2 separate regions of the Homo sapiens genome follow, and region 1 is linked to region 2. The links are chromatin loops, found by intact Hi-C in ENCODE. Cell type or tissue: OCI-LY7. All regions are shown on one strand.

Region 1 (8,000 bases), 53 kb before region 2:
AGTTTCTTTTGCTGTGCAGAAGCTCTTTAGTTTAATTAGATCCCATTTGTCAATTTTGGCTTTTGTTGCCATTGCTTTTGGTGTTTTAGTCATGAAGTCCTTGCCCATACCTGTGTCCTGAATGGTATTGCCTAGGTTTTCTTCTAGGGTTTTTATGGTTTTACGTCTAATATTTAAGTAGTTAGTCCATCTTGAATTAATTTTTGTATAAGGTGTAAGAAAGGGATCCGGTTTCAGTTTTCTACATATGGCTAGCCGGTTTTCCCAGCACCATTTATTAAATAGGGAATCCTTTCCGCATTTCTTGTTTTTGTCGGGTTTGTCAAAGATCAGATGGTTGTAGATGTGTGGTTTTATTTCTGAGGCCTCTGTTCTGTTCCATTAGTTTATATATCTGTTTTGGTACCAGTACCATGCTATTTGAGCAAAACTCTTAAAAAAATGGTTTATGTAAAGAGAAAAGTAACAGAAAAAAGGCTGTCTTCCAAAAGGATTACAGGTGTGAGCCATCATGCCTGGCCATAAACTTTTTATTAAATAGACAAAATGCATAAATCATAAATGTACAGCTCAGTGAATTTTCACAAAGTGATCATACCTGTGTAGCTACTATGTAGATCAAGAAATAAAGCATTAGGGCATGGTGGTGCATGCCTGTAGTCCCAGCTACTCAGGAGGCTGAGGCAGGAAGATCACTTGAGCCCAGGAGTTCTGAGGATGCAGTGAGCCATGATCATGCCACTGCACTCCAGCTTGGGCTACAGAGCAAGACCCTGTCTCAAGAAGAAGAAGGCTGGGCACAGTGGCTTACGCCTGTAATCCCAGCACTTTGGAAGGCCAAGGCAGGGAGATCACTTGAGGTCAGGAGTTTGAGACCAGCCAGGCCAACATGTGAAACCCTGCCTCTACTAAAAATACAAAGATTAGCTGGGCGTGGTGGCATGCGCCTGTAGGCCCAGCTACGTGGGAGGCTGAGGTAGGAGAATCGCTTGAACCCGGGAGGGGGAGGTTGCAGTGAGCTGAGATCTACGCCACTGCACTCCAGGCCAGCGACAGAGCGAGACTCTGTCTTCAAAAAACAAAAATTAGCCGGGCATGGCGGTGTGCAGGCGGTGTGCACCTGTTAATCCCAGCCTCTCGGGAGGCTGAGGCAGGAGAACCACTTGAACCTGGGAGGCAAATGTTGCAGTGAACCAAGATGGGGCTACTGCACTCCAGCCTGGGCGACAGAGCGAGACTCCCTCTCAACAAAAAAAAAGTAAAAGAAAACATTAACAGCAACCACTTCAGAAGCCTACCTTCTTACTTGCCAGTCACTGTCCCTCCTTCTCCAAGGGGTAACCACTATCCTGACCTCTATCACCATTCATTAGTTTTGCTTTATTCTTTTTGAACTTTATATAAAGAGTCATATAATGTGCATTCTTCCATATCTGGCTTCTTTTGCTCAACAGTAATGATACATGATCTTGTGTTAGTAATAATAGTCCATTCTCAAATTTCTGTCTAGGGTTTTGCCACAGTAATATACCACAGTCGGTCCATTCTGCTGTTGAGGTATATTCTGATTGTTTCTAGTTTTGGACTATTAGGAATAACGCTGCAGGGAACATTCTTCTGTGTATGTGGGTGCACGTATGTATGTCTTTTTTTTTTTTTTTTTGGAGACGGAGTCTCAACTGTGTTGCCCAGGCTGGAGTGCAGTGGCGCGATCTCGGGCTGACTGCAAGCTCCGCCTCCTGGGTTCAAGCCTTTTTCCTGCCTCAGCCTCCCAAGTAGTTGGGACTACAGGCTCCTGCCACCAAGCCCAGCTAATTTTTTGTATTTTTAGTAGAGACAGGGTTTCACTGCATTAGCCAGGATGGTCTCGATCTCCTGACCTTGTGATCCACCCACCTTGGCCTCCCAAAGTGCTGGGATTACAGGCGTGAGCCACCGCACCCGGCCACGTATGTATGTCTTTTTGTTGGGTGTATGCCTAGGAATGGGATTGGAGGGACATACAGTGTGCATATGTTCAGCTTTAGTAGATGCTGCTGCTGTCAAAGTTTTCCAGAGTTGTTCTATCAGCCAATGCTTGCATCAGCAGTCTGTGAGAGTTCCATTTATTACACATCCTCTCCAGACTAACAACTTGCTGTTGTTAATGTTTAACCTTTTTGAAGAGCCTCTGCTTTGTGAGATAGGTAGAGGGCATACAGTCGTGAAGAAAACAGTGCTGCTTTCATAGACCGTAATGGGTTTTTTTGTTTTTTTTTTGGTTTTTTTTTTTGAGATAGAGTCTCACTCTTGTCTCCCAGGCTGGAGTGCAGTGGCACAGTATCAGCTCACTGCAACCTTCACCTCTCAGGTTCAAGCGATTCTCCTGCCTCAGCCTCCCAATTACAGCTGGGATTACAGGTGCCCACCATCACGCCCAGCTAATTTTTGTATTTTTTAGTAGAGACGGGGTTTCACCATGTTGGCCAGGCAGGTCTCGAACTCTTGACCTTGTGATCCGCCTGCGTTGGCCTCCCAAAGTGCTGGGATTACAGGCGTGAGCCACCGCACCTGGCCAGATTAGCTGGGGCATGGTGGCAGGTGCCTGTAATCCCAGCTACTTGGGAGGCTGAGGCAGGAGAATCGCTTGAACCCGGGAGGAAGAGATTGCAGTGAGCCAAGATTGCGCAACTGCGCTACTGGCCGGGTGACAGAGTAAGACTCTGTCCCAGGAAAAAAAAAAAAAAAAAAAAGAATGTTGTACCTGTTTAATATATTTAGGTGTTGATAAGTACTTGCTGTTTTTTGTTTTGTGTTTTTTTTTGTTGTTGTTGTTGTTTTGAGAGGGGGTCTTTTGCCCAGGCTGGAGTGCAGTGGTGCGATCTCGGCTCACTGCAGCCTCTGCCTCCTGGGTTCCAGCAATTCTCCTACCTCAGCCTCCCAAGTAGCTGGGATTGCAGGCACCGGCCACCATGCCTGGCTACTTTTTTTGTATTTTTAGTAGAGACAGGATTTTACCATGTTGGTCAGGCGGGCCTCGAACTCCTGACCTCAGGTGATCCACCTGCTTTGGCCTCCCAAAGTGCTAAGATTACAGGCGTGAGCCACCGTGCCCTGCCTTTGTTTTTTTTTTTTTTTTTTTTTTTTTTGAGATAGAGTCTTACTCTGTCACCCAGGCTGGAGTGCAGTGGTGCGATCTCGGCTCGCTACAACCTCCACCTCTTGGGTTCAAACGATTCTCCTGCCTTTGCCTCCCCAGTAACTGGGATGACAGGTGTGTGCTACCACACCGAGCTAATTTTTGTATTTTTAGTAGAGACGGGGTTTCACCATGTCTGGAGAGGAGCAGTCCAGGCAAAGGTAATAGCGGGTGTTGAGGCCCTGAGGTAGGAACATGCTTGATATGTTTAAAGAGCACCAAGGAGGCTAGCATGGCTGGAGCAGGGGATGGAGCGAAAAGCTGATGTCAGGGAGGTAGATGGGGGCCAGAGCACACAGCGCATTTGGGGTCATGGTAAGGATTTTGGATTTGCTGAATGAAATCAGTTTTGAGCAGGAGGGTGACATTATCCCCTTTACCTTTTAAAGAGATTGCTTTTATTTATTTATTTATTTTATTATTATTATTTTTAAAGACAAAGTCTTGCTCTGTCCTATAGGCTGGAGTGCGATGGTGGGGTCTTGCTCACTGCAACCTCCGCCTCCTAGGTTCAAGTGATTCTCCTGCCTCGGCCTCCCGAGTAGCTGGGACTACTGGTGCCTGCCATCACACCTGGCTGATTTTTTAATTATTAGAGATGGGGTTTCACTGTGTTGGCCAGGCTGTTCTTGAACTCCTAACCTTGTGATCCGCCCGCCTTGGCCTCCCAAAGTGCTGGGATTACAGGCGTGAGCCACTGCACTGGGTCTAAGAGATTGCTTTTAGAGAAAACACCTAGTGAATCAAGGGAGGAGGTAGGAATGTGAATTAAGAAGTTACTGTTGGCCGGGCTTGGTGGCTCACGCCTGTAATCACAGCACTTTGGGAGGCCGAAGCGGGTGGATCACCTGAGGTCAGGAGTTTGAGACTAGCCTAGCAAAAACATGGTGAAATCCTGTCTCTACTAAAAATAGAAAAATTCACTGGGTGTGGTGGCAGGCGCCTGTAGTCCCAGCTACTTGGGAGGCTGAGGCAGGAGAATTGCTTGAAACCTGGAGGTGGAGGTTGCAGTGAGCCAAGATCGTGTCACTGCACTCCAGCCTGGGTGACAAAGCAAGACTCCATCTCAAAAAAAAAAAAAAAAAAAAAGTGTGGCACTGCACACCAGCCTGGGTGACGGAAAACGTGTCCTTGGCCAAATAGTGGTATCCTGCTCAATGAGGGATAATGTTATTTATGCTATAATATCTACCTATTATTTATTCTGTAGTGTTCTGCATTGACACTATAGTTTTTTATTTTTATTTTTTTATTGAGATGGAGTCTCACTCTGTCATCCAGCGAGGCTGAGGTGGGTGGGTCAGAGACCTCAAGTTTGAGACCAGCCTGACAAACATGGCGAAACCCTGTCTCTACTAAAAATACAAAATTAGTCGGGCATGGTGGCGTATACCTGTAATCCCAGCTAATTGGGAGGCTGAGACAAGAGAATCACTTGAACTCGGGAGGCAGAGGTTGCAGTGAGCCGAGATTGTGCCATTACACTCCATCCTGGGCCACAAGAGGGAGACTCCATCTCAAAAAAAAAAAAAAAAAAAACGGGGCGGGGGGAATATCTTATAATTACTTTCCTAAAGATAGCTTTCAAAAATTACAGTGTCGAGAAGGCTCATACCTGTAATCCCAGCCCTTTGGGAGGACAACACAGAAGAATAGTTTGAGACCATCCTGAGCAAAATAGCAAGAATGCATCTCTACAAAACATAAGAAAAATTAGCCAGTAGCACACCTGTAATCCCAGTTACTCAGGAGGCTGAGGCAGGAGGAGGCTAAGCCCAGGAGGTTGAGGCTGGAGTGACCTGTGATCATGTCACTGCACTGTGCCTGAGAGACAGAGCAAGACCCGGCCTCAAAAATGTAAAAATAAATTCAAAAAATGAACAATAATTTAAAAACTACAGCGTCAGACGGGCATGGTGGCTCACACTTGTAGTCCCAGCACTTTGGGAGTCCGAGGCGGGCAGATCACCTGAGATCAGGAGTTCGAGACCAGTCTGGCCAACATAGTGAAACCCCATCTCTACTAAAAATATAAAAATTAGCTGGGTGTGGTGGTGCATGCCTGTAATTCCAGCTACTCAGGAGGCTGAGGCAGGAGAATCCCTTGAACCTAGCAGGCAGAGGTTACAGTGAGCTGAGAGCGTGCCACTGCACTCCAGCCTGAGCAACAGAGTGAGACTCCATCTTAAAATATAAAAATAAAAAACTATAGCCAGGTGCAGTGGCTCACGCCTATAATCCTAGACTTCGGGAGGCCGAGGTGGGCAGATCACAAGGTCCAGAGTTCGAGACCAGCCTGACCAACATGGTGAAACCCTGTGCTGGGATTACAGGTGTGAACCACCATGCCCAGCCAAGACATTCTTTAAAAATGCCTAGCAAATATAGTAAAAAGTAAAAATTCTCTTTCACCTCATCGCTGAAAGTTTCTGTATATTTTCAGGCTTTTTGGTATACCTTTATACACATCTGTAATACTCACGCAGTGTTTTTTCTAAATGGAATGATACTGTACATAATACTTTGCAGTTTTTATAATTTACAGTCAGATGGGAAGGACACAAAACTATTCTAGAAGATCTTTGCTTTAAACAGTAGTGAAGACATTTATCTCTTCTGTTGTTTTAAGTGCCTTGGAACAGATTTTATGAACAACAGCAACATTCGATATTGATTTGCTCAGTGTTAGTAGTGAGATGCCTTTAGTAGTGAGATCACACCTTTCAGAGAACTTTCTAAATGCTCTGTAAATAAAAGCAGATATGTGATGGACTGCTTCATGATGTTGCCAAGCACCATTCACATCCTTTTCCCTTTCTCAGAAAGTGCAGAGTCATCCATTTTGGAGCAGTTAGTTCTTGCAGATCTACCAATTACCTGTGGTTATAGGAGATGATGTTTCTCTATCTGCCTGAAAGTGGAAAAAGGAATTAATGAACCTGTGAAGTTCAGTTCTGTAACTAGACAGAGCTGTGCTGGAAATGAAAATAAGTCCTTTCTGTTATTCATGACATATGGGAAGAAAAGCTTCAGGTAGATCAAGCTCTGCAGGCCTAAATCCACAGAAGCCTTGCCAATTTTCAGCTCATTATTGCCATCAAGGTATTTTGGTGATTATTTCCACTATTGTAAACTAATTCATAGGACTGGTTTTTTTGGTTTTTTTGGTGTTTTTTTTTTTTTTTGAGACAGAGTCTCGCTCTGTTGTCCAGACTAAAGTGCAGTGGTGTGATCTTGGCTCACTGCAATCTCCGGCTCAATCACTCAAGTGATTCTTGTGCCTCAGCCTCTTGAGTAGCTGGGACTGTAGGTGAATGTCACCATGCACAGCTTTTTTGTATTTTTAGTAGAGATAAGGTTTGGTTTGGTTAGTAGAGCCTAGGTTGGCTAGGCTGCTATATTTTGCCTTTTTTTTTTTTTTTGAAGACGGAGACTTGCTTGCAACCTCCGCCTCCCGGTTCAAGCAATTCTCCTGACTCAGCCTCCCGAGTAGCTTGTTCTACAGGTGTGTGCCACCATACCTGGCCAATTTTTTGTATTTCTAGTAGAGATGGAGTTTCACTGTGTGGGCCAGGTTGGTCTCAAACTCCTGACCTTGTGATCCACCCGCCTCGGCCTCCTAAAGTGCTAGGATTACAGGCGTGAGCCACCGTGCCCAGCTTACATTTTGCTTTTATTTTTTTTGAGACAGAGTCTCTCTCTGTCACCCAGGCTGGAGTGCAGTGGTGCAATCTCGGCTCACTGCAACCTTCACCTTCCAGGTTCAAGTGATTCTCCTGCCTCAGCCTCCCAAGTAGCTGGGACTACAGGCACGTGCAACCATGCCTGGCTAATTTTTTGTATTCTTAGTAGAGACTGGGTTTCATTGTGTTAGCCAGGATGGTTTCGGTCTCCTGACCTCATGATCCGCCTGCCTTGCCTCCCGAAGTGCTGGGATTACAGGCGTGAGTCACTGCATCCTGCCTACATTTTGATTTTAATGTCTTACTGTTAATGATCCATGCACCAAATTCCCATGCTGTTAGTATTTTTCTCAGAATGACAAAGGAATTGAAATGCCATTGTGGGATAAAATTAAATATTGTCAAAGGCCTGCTCTGAGCCAGTCTATGGACTAGGTAGATATATTGGGGAGATAATGAAGTAGGCTCTTGTTGGAAACAGAGCAGACCAAACCAAACAGAAAATGAATTTGTCAGACCAGGCACGGTGGCTCACTCCTGTAATCCCCACACTTTGGTAGGCTGAGGCGAGTGGATCACCTGAGGTCGGGAGTTTGAGACCAGCCTGATGAACATGAAGAAACTCCCTCTACTAAAAATACAAAAAAAAAAAAAAAATTAGCTGGGCATGGTGGCACATGCCTATAATCCCAGCTACTTGGGAGGCTGAGGCAGGAGAATCTCTTGAACCCGAGTGGCAGAGGTTGCGGTGAGCTGATAACACGCCATTGCAGTCCAGCCTGTGCAACAAGAGCGAAACTCCTTCTCCAAAAAAAAAAAAAAAGTGAATTTATCTGTGTCTTGGTTTTCTTTTTTTCTTTCTCTTCTTTTTTTTGAGACGGAGTCTGGCTCTGTTGCCCAGGCTGGAATGCACTGGAGCGATCTTGGCTGACTGCAACCTCCGTCTCCCGGGTTCAAGCGATTCTCCTCCCTCAGCCTCCCAAGCAACTGGGACTACAGGCTCACAGCACCATGCCCAGCTAAGTTTTGTAGTTTTAGTAGAGACGGGCTGTCTCAGTTTTCAAATAATGAAGGTGAATTCAACTGGTAAATGTAGGTTTCTATTAAATAATGATTAAGGAAAGAAAAATAATATTTGG
Region 2 (8,000 bases):
TAATTAAGTGGACAGTATAGTACTCTTCAATTTCTTCCTTCAATTTTATAGTCAGATTTCTTGAGGTGGAGGGGACTTTTTTCTTTTTCTTTCTTTTTTTTTTTTTTCCGAGATGGAGTCTCACTCTGTCGCGCAGGTGGAGTGCAGTGGCGCGGTCTCGGCTCACTGCAACCTCCACCTCCCGGGTTCAAGCTATTCTGCCTCAGCCTCCCAAGTAGCTGGGAGTATAGGCGTGCCACCATGCCTGGCTAATTTTTGTATTTTTAGTAGAGACGGGTTTTACCATGTTGGTCAGGCTGGTCTTGAACTCCTGAACTTGTGATCCGCCTGCCTCAGCCTCCCAAAGTGCTGGGATTAAAGGAGTGAGCCACCGCGCCTGGCCCTCTTTTTTTCTTTTCTCTTTTCTTTTCTTTCTTTTTTTTGGGACATGGTCTCAAACTCTGTTGATCAGGCTAGCATGCAGAAGCATGATCATGGCTCACTACAGCCTTCACTCTTCCGGACTTCAGTGATCCTCCCACCCTGGCCTCCTGAGTAGCTGGGACCACAGGCACGCACCACCACGCCCAGCTAATTTTGGTAGTTTTTATACAGGTGGGGTTTTGCCATGTTGCCCAGGCTTGTCTCAAACTCCTGACCTCAAGCAATAGAGCCACCTCGACCTCCCAAAGTGGTGGGATTGCAGGCATGAGCCACCACGCTGACTTGAAGGAGACTTTTAAAATGGAACTTTTCCCAAGTTTTCTTTTCTTTTCTTTTCTTTTTGAGACGGAGTCTCGCTCTGTCACCCAGGCTGGAGTGCAGCGGCGCGATCTCGACTGACTGCAAGCTCCACCTCCCCGGTTCATGCTATTCTCCTGCCTCAGCCTCCAGAGTAGCTGGGACTACAGGCACCCGCCACCACACCCGGCTAATTTTTTGTATTTTTAGTAGAGACGGTGTTTCACCGTGTTAGCCAGGATGGTCTCGATCTCCTGACCTCATGATCTGCCCGCCTTGGCCTCCCAAAGTGCTGGGATTGTAGGTGTGAGCCACTGCGCCCGGCTCCAAGTTTTCTTTTATACCAAATTGACTAAAATGATTTTGTAAAAATTTGGGGGCATCTCTTTTGATAGGTGCATTGTTCAACAAGCATCTTTGGGACTTTTCTGAATACTTGAGAGGATATAGTGTTTATACTGAATTCACATGGTACTCCTTCAGTGAGAAAACACTTTCCATTGTAGCCTAGGAGACATGAGTGGGGAGAAAAGGACTTAATGCTTTTCTGTAGGATAGGGCCTACTATAGAGGGCCTGAAAAGGGGATTTCATATGACTATGTCCATGCTAGGAATACTTTGGATGCTAGAGTTTCAGGAAACATAATAAATAAGAAAAAATATGCATTTTAGGATGTGAAGATTCACTCACTGTAAATAAAGTTGGGTGATTAAAAGTCTTGCTAGGACCAGACATTTCAGGAGAGTATTGCTTGCTACTGAGGTTATAACCAAGATACATTTGAGTTGAATACTGGAGAAAATCATGATTCTTTCTGAAGATTATGGAAGCATCATGAGAATCTTACTACTAGGAGGAAATTCTCCTAAATTGGCTTCCAGTAATGACCCAAGCATATTTTCATAGCGAGGGTCCTTGTTGGACTGGAGGCACATAATGCAATAATGCCAATAAACTGGAGATGAGGATAATGACATTTAAGTGGCTTTGCGGGAACATCAAAAAATACATTTGAGTGAACGAATGTATTTAATACACAACTGGAAAAATTCAGTTGGATCCGAAAGATTGGTTGGGTCAGTTCATTGATGGTTATTCTAAGGCTACTCAGTGCTCATAAGTTCCCAGAGATGACCTATGGACAATATTAGGGTTGGAAAGGATCCTTTGGATAATCTAGTCAAACACATTATTTTATAGATAAAATAGGAAAGTTGAGGGAAAGATAATGGGATGGCAAATAGTCTCCCCAGCCCAGAGTTCAATATCCTCCTGGTTGCTGGCTGAGCTTAGACTAGAATTATGTTGAGTTTCCAGGACACCCATTTTACGAATGTTATTTTGAATTGCCTGTTGTATGTGATAATATGGTAAGGGATTTTTTTTAAAAGGTGAAATCTCATAGAGGAGATAAAGTGTACAAAAAGTGGCTGGGCGCCAGTAGCTCACACCTGTAATCCCAGCACTTTGGGAGACCGAAGTGAGCGGATTACTTGAAGTCAGGAGTTCGAGACAAGCCTGGCCAACGTGGCGAAACCCCATCTCTACTAAAAATACAAAAATTAGCCGGGCGTGGTGACATGTGCCTGTAATCCCAGCTACTCAGGAGGCTGAGGCAGGAGAATCAATTGAACCTGGGAGGCGGAAGTTGCAGGGAGCTGAGATCATGCCACTGTACTCCAGCTTGGGCAACAGAGCAAGACTCAGTCTCAAAAAAAAAAAAAGTACAAAAGTAGTAAGTCCTGAAAATTAGCACCAACTGTAGGAATCAGAGAACCTTCCTAAAGGAGGTCGCGTTTGATCAGAATTTAGAAGGACAGGAAGGATTTGGACTTCTCATGTTTGGAAGGAGCATAGTGGCAGGATGGAAAGGTTCCCTTTCTTCTAGAGCCTTAAATTAAACTTTATTAAATGCATAATTACATAGTATTCATTTCTACCATGTTTTGAAGTATGTCTAGCTGTTGCTGTCTTTCCAAATCCAAGATCAGTTGTTTACTTCTGAGATACTTACCTTTATGCATGCATAGCCGTCTTTTATATGTGTGATTTATATACCAGGAAGCTGTGATTTAAAAGATTGCTACCATGATGGACTCTGTGGATTGTTTAATTTTCCCTCCAAGTTCAAGTCAGTAAATAAAGGAATTAGTGGTGGTTGTATCTTGCAGAAAAACAACATATTATAACTGGTGTTTGTATTTTCACTGGCTGATGGACTTTCCAAACAGCATTTGACTTTTGAGAACTATATGATGACACAGATTGATACTGGGGAATTTAAAATGCATATGGATTTAATTTTCCTAAAGCATGCCAAAACCTGAAAAAGCAACTCTTTGTGTTTTGTTTAAAGCAACAGCTCGTGGAAATCCTGTTATCGTTCAATCCTCAGCAGTTTGTTATAGATGCCTGGCAAGGTGGGATGCAGTTCTGTATATGTATACATATTATCTGCAGTTGTCTCTCGTAGCTGGAGCTCTGCAGTAAATGGAGTGTGTACAGTAGTCTCCCCTTAGTCGAAGTTTCGCTTTCCAGGGTTTCAGTTACCTGTGGTACAGTACGCTAAGACATTCTGAGAGAGAGACCACATTCACATAACTTTTATTACAGTATATTGTTATAATTGTTATAATGTTTTATTCTTGTTAATCTCTTACTGTGCCTACTTTGTAAATTAAACTTTTTTTTTTTTTTTTTAATTTGAGACGGAGCTTCACTCTTGTTGCCCAGGCTGGAGTGCAGTGGCGTGATCTCGGCTCACTGCAACCTCCGCCTCTCAGGTTCAAGCAATTCTCCTGTCTCAGCCTCCCAAGTAGCTGGGATTACAGGCATGTGCCACCACGCCCAGTTAATTTTTTGTATTTTTAGTAGAGATGGGGTTTCACCATGTTGGCCAGGCAGGTTTCGAACGCCTGACCTCAGGTGATCTACCCGCTTCGGCCTCCCAAAGTGCTGGGATTACAGGCATGAGCCACCACGCCCAGCCTGTAAATTAAACTTTATCGTAGGTATGTATGTATAGGAGAAAACATAGTATATATAGGGTTTGGTACTGTCTGGGGTTTCAGGCATCCGCTGGGGGTCTTGGAACGCATCTCCTTCAGACAAGGCGGGGACTATTGTATTTTCATTTGATTGTGGTAGTTTGGACAGATGGAGAGAAGACGGTGAAAGATTGTGTGTGGGTTTTGACATTAGGCTGTGTAACCATAAGCTGATTTAACCTTCACCTCTAAGCCTCAGTTTTCTCAGCTGTAAAATGGGAATAAAAATGAGTTCTAAGGATTTAATTAGAAAGAAATTAGCATGATACTTCCTGCATCAGCACTCAATAAGATTTCTCTTTCCATGTGATTTTTCCCAGTCCCCCAAAAACATTGAAGTCACAATAACTAAAAGATTTACTTAAAATGGGAGTCTTGGATATTTTTACTGTCTCACTTGAGACTGACAGGGAACCCAGTTCCCTAACTAATTCTAAGTCATGGGAGAAGGGTGCGTGTAGAGAATGCTGTAGAGAATGCGGCAGTCTTTAAAAACTCAAACCTGTTGCTGTGTGGCAAGCTGTTAACATTTAGGGACCTTGCACCACTTACTCTGCTGGAAGAGCTGGGGGATGGGCTGCTTTGAGGGTGACAGATGTGTCCTCTGCTGCCGGCGGGCGCGTGCCTGCTCTGTCCCTCTGCTCCCAGCACCAGGTGCAGCCATTGTTCTGGCTGGTCTCTCTTCATCCGGCCTCGTCTGTTACTCTGCTCTTTCTAGCTCATTGTTTCTGTAGGAAATTAGCATTAAAAACCCATCTGAAACCCCCATGTCCCTCAACTGCAGGTGACTGTTATTGGCCCCAGCTGCCACCCTTGCGCTTGATTACTTCCATATGGGTCTATGCAAAGAAGTAGTAGCCATTTATTGATTTCCACCACAACCCCAACCTCTATTACTCAAACTATAATACCCTGAAATCTATTAGACCCCCAGTAGGCTGTATAGCTCAGTTGGCGCTACAACTGTGATGAACATTTTACAAGCAAAACTAATTACACCCTTTTCCCCACCCCCATCACCTCCTCCCTAAATATTAAATGTAGAAACACCAGAGTGTCATAAGTGGAATAGTAAATCTTTTAAATGTCTGGAAATGAATCTGTTTCTGAGTAGTAAAGCTTTTAGACTTTGGATGGGATTTTATGGAAAATTTTAGTCACTGCTTTAATATTTCATGCCACACCCATAATATTCAAGCAAATCGTGGCCCAGTGCCCCTAGGGTGGGGGTAGGGCACACAAAAATTTTCATCACTTGCTTTTTGGTTTGTTAAATTTAATCCAGTGGGCAGTATGTTAGGAAAGGGGCCTAGTTTAAAAGGATAATATGTTTTGTGGGAGAAAACAACATGCAGTCATTGTTAAATGCTTTAATTTTGCATTATTTTGTTGTTTGTTCTCTGTGTTTACACAAATAATTGTTCTAGTTTACTCATTAGAATAAATACCACAATGAGAAGGTCGATGTTTTAGACTTCTTTCTTCCTTCATCAGTAAACAAACTTAAGTGTTCCACTTTGGTTATTGTTCTAAATCAAGATTGTAATCTCAAACAGGTAATAAGTTCTCAGCTTCAAACTCTAGATAGAATTTCAAGGACAATCCAAAGTTGTTATTGACTCCTGATGAATTGTATTGTGACCTTGACAAAGTCACTGCCCTGTCAGTGAAGGGTATTCTGGTAGCCTTTACAAGTCAATAGCCCAGGAAATCAAGGGGGAGGTCATTGACTTTTGCCTGTTGAGAGTTTAGCAGTGTAACCCAGTTTTAAAGTAAAATCTTGAGTTTACAGCATTTTAAATTAAATTATTTAATAATTTGGAAAATTTAAAGTAACAATTTCAATGTTTTAAGCTTAGCTGCATAGAGCTTTTATCATAAGGAACATAGGGCCATTTCTGTTGGAAGAAATGTCTTTTTGGCTTTCTTTCTTTATATTCTATTTATTTTGGAGTTTAAAAAGGTACTAAAGCCAGGCCCTATGGTGTGTGCCTCTTGTCTCAGGTACTCAGAAGCCTGAGGCAAGAGGATTACTTGAGCCCAGTCATTCAAGACAAGCCTGGGCAACATGGCCAGACCTGTAATCCCAGCAGTTTGGGAGGCCAAGGCGGGCGATCACCTGAAGTCAGGAGTTGGAGACTAGCCTATCCAAAATGGTGAAGCCCCATCTTTACTAAAAATACAAAGAAACTAGCCAGGTGTGGTGGCACATGCCTGTAATCCCAGCTACTGGGGAGGCTGAGGCAGGAGAATCACTTGAACCCAGGAGGCAGAGTTTGCAGGGAGCCGAGATCATGCCACTGCACTCCAGCCTGGGTGACAAGAGCGAGACTCCATCTCAAAAACAAACAAACAAAAAAAGATACTAGAATTTGAAAAGCCCCTGGCAGCCAACATTTTACGTGACAGCTCCTATGAAGGCAAGCCTCTAGGTAGAGCAATGTGATTATATTTAGAATAGGTTAGGAGTTGTAGTATTTGAAGAGTTTTTTTCAGAGCTTTTTAATCTGCTCCTTCGTTTTAAGCAGTGGAGAAATTGAAAGGTAGGGAAGTCAGTAAAGGGGAAGAGTTGAGATTTGAAACAGAGCCTTCTCTGACTCCAAATTAAGTGTACTTTGATTTGAAGTTTGGAGCTAGTACATGTTGGGAATGTTGATCAGTATTGCTATAGATATTGTCGTCTTGAGGTGAGTACATGTGCTGTTAACCCTTCTTTCTGGTACTTAGGAAGAATGGGGGTTTCCTTCTGTGGCCTTACTGATTCTTTCATTCTGTCATTGTACATACTGAGAAACAAAGTTAAATAGTAAAAGGAGTTTGCAGTCTAATGTGAGACTCATTTTCTTTTCATCTGTTTTAATTTTATTAAGTTGTCCTCTCTCATTCCTAGGGCTAATGCCACAATGAAACTGGAAATAAGTTTTCTTGCACTGTGAATGTGAACTGAGGTTTCCACAAGCAAACTGTGCTTCTGTCTCCCCAAGTAGAGAAGCATGGCAAATAACCACAAGTGCTTTGTCGGGGCCCCAGGCTTCTCACTTACCTTTCCCCAGTCCTGGCTCTGTTCTTCATGTCTAAAGTAAGGGAGGACAACAGACTTGGTGTGTGTGTGACTGACCTTCTAGAAATGTTAACTTCCATCTTTATCTTGGAGAATGAATTGAAGTGTTTCCCTGCCTTTCCATCCAAGGGAACCATCTCTAACAACAAATCTTTTTAAGTGGGTCTGGAGGGGGGACAGAGAATTGGTGATTTGTCTTGGTAATTATGTTGTTTTTTGGAGTCAGTTTCAAACACTTCAGTAAAAATGTTTAAGGCTCTTCAACTTTTTTGGTTTGTTTCATTTTAATGTACTACTTTATTCTATTTTCTCACATTTTGTACGCACAAATCAATAGATACTCTTAATTGAATAAGTGAAAATAGTGGGTGAGTTTAAAGATAGATGTTTCGTTTTCCTTATTTTGATGATTACTTTTAAAATTTTAATGTGTACTTGACATAAAATCTAATGTCAATTCATATATCCATTTTTTTCTTTAAGTACAGAAGTCTTAGAACACTTCAAATTCAGTAACTTTTTCAATATATTACCGCTGTCTAGGATTTTGTTTCCATTTTGTTTGTTACACTCCCAGCCAAAATAATAGTTACCATTATTTTTAAAGCTATTAATTTCGATTTACCAATATATTTATTGAATTATCTGGTCACTTTGCATATTTATCACAATTTTCCTTCTAGGTTAATAATTCATTCCTGCCAAGTGTATCTGTTAATAATTCTTGGAGAATCTGTAAGTAGTACACTCTTTTTGCTGATCTGAAGATATCTTTATTTCACCTTTACTTGAATGATAGTTAAATGTGGTTAGAGTGTAAAGGTTGACAGTTATTTTCCATTAGCACTTGGGAGTGGTGATTTCTTTTCTTGTGTTTTGTTTGTTTGTTTGGTTTGTTTGGTTTTTGAGATGGAGTCTCGCTCTGTCGCCCAGGCTGGAGTGCAGTGGCACAATCCCGGCTCACCATAACCTCCGCCTCCCAGGTTCAAACGATTCTGCTGCCTCAGCCTCCAGAGTAGCTGGGACTACAGGCGCCTGCCACCACGGGCCTGGCTAATTTTTGCATTGTTACTAGAGACGGGGTTTTGCCATGTTGGCCAGGCTGGTCTTGAACTCCTGACTTCAGGTGATCTGCCAACCTTGTTTATATGAGGAAGTCCCTCATAAATT

The links. Hi-C counts contacts between places; a loop is a spot of excess contacts. Peaks named below come from ENCODE experiments on the same cell type or tissue, not always from the same donor. Only the 100,000 strongest peaks of a DNase experiment are listed, where the experiment ranks them.
Region 1: a loop joins it to region 2, with 3 times the contacts of the local background. A loop is called at or near these places in 3 of 110 quality-filtered maps.

Annotation. Positions count from the first base shown.
Region 1 is chr20:33,511,105-33,519,104 of GRCh38, forward strand. All of the region lies in intron 1 of CBFA2T2 (CBFA2/RUNX1 partner transcriptional co-repressor 2), which reads left to right. Among named protein-coding and RNA genes, the nearest start is that of CBFA2T2, 25 kb to the left of the region's middle. RefSeq lists an enhancer at 6,040-6,804. In OCI-LY7, a CTCF peak has its summit at 4,701 (motif pointing right); a DNase peak (open chromatin) is centred at 4,677; H3K27ac peaks cover 1,052 bases.
Region 2 is chr20:33,564,173-33,572,172 of GRCh38, forward strand. All of the region lies in intron 1 of CBFA2T2 (CBFA2/RUNX1 partner transcriptional co-repressor 2), which reads left to right. Among named protein-coding and RNA genes, the nearest start is that of CBFA2T2, 78 kb to the left of the region's middle. RefSeq lists enhancers at 4,023-4,949, 4,202-4,261. In OCI-LY7, CTCF peaks have their summits at 4,665 and 4,870; DNase peaks (open chromatin) are centred at 4,449, 4,969, 5,439, 6,779 and 2 weaker places; H3K4me3 peaks cover 7,520 bases; H3K27ac peaks cover 8,000 bases.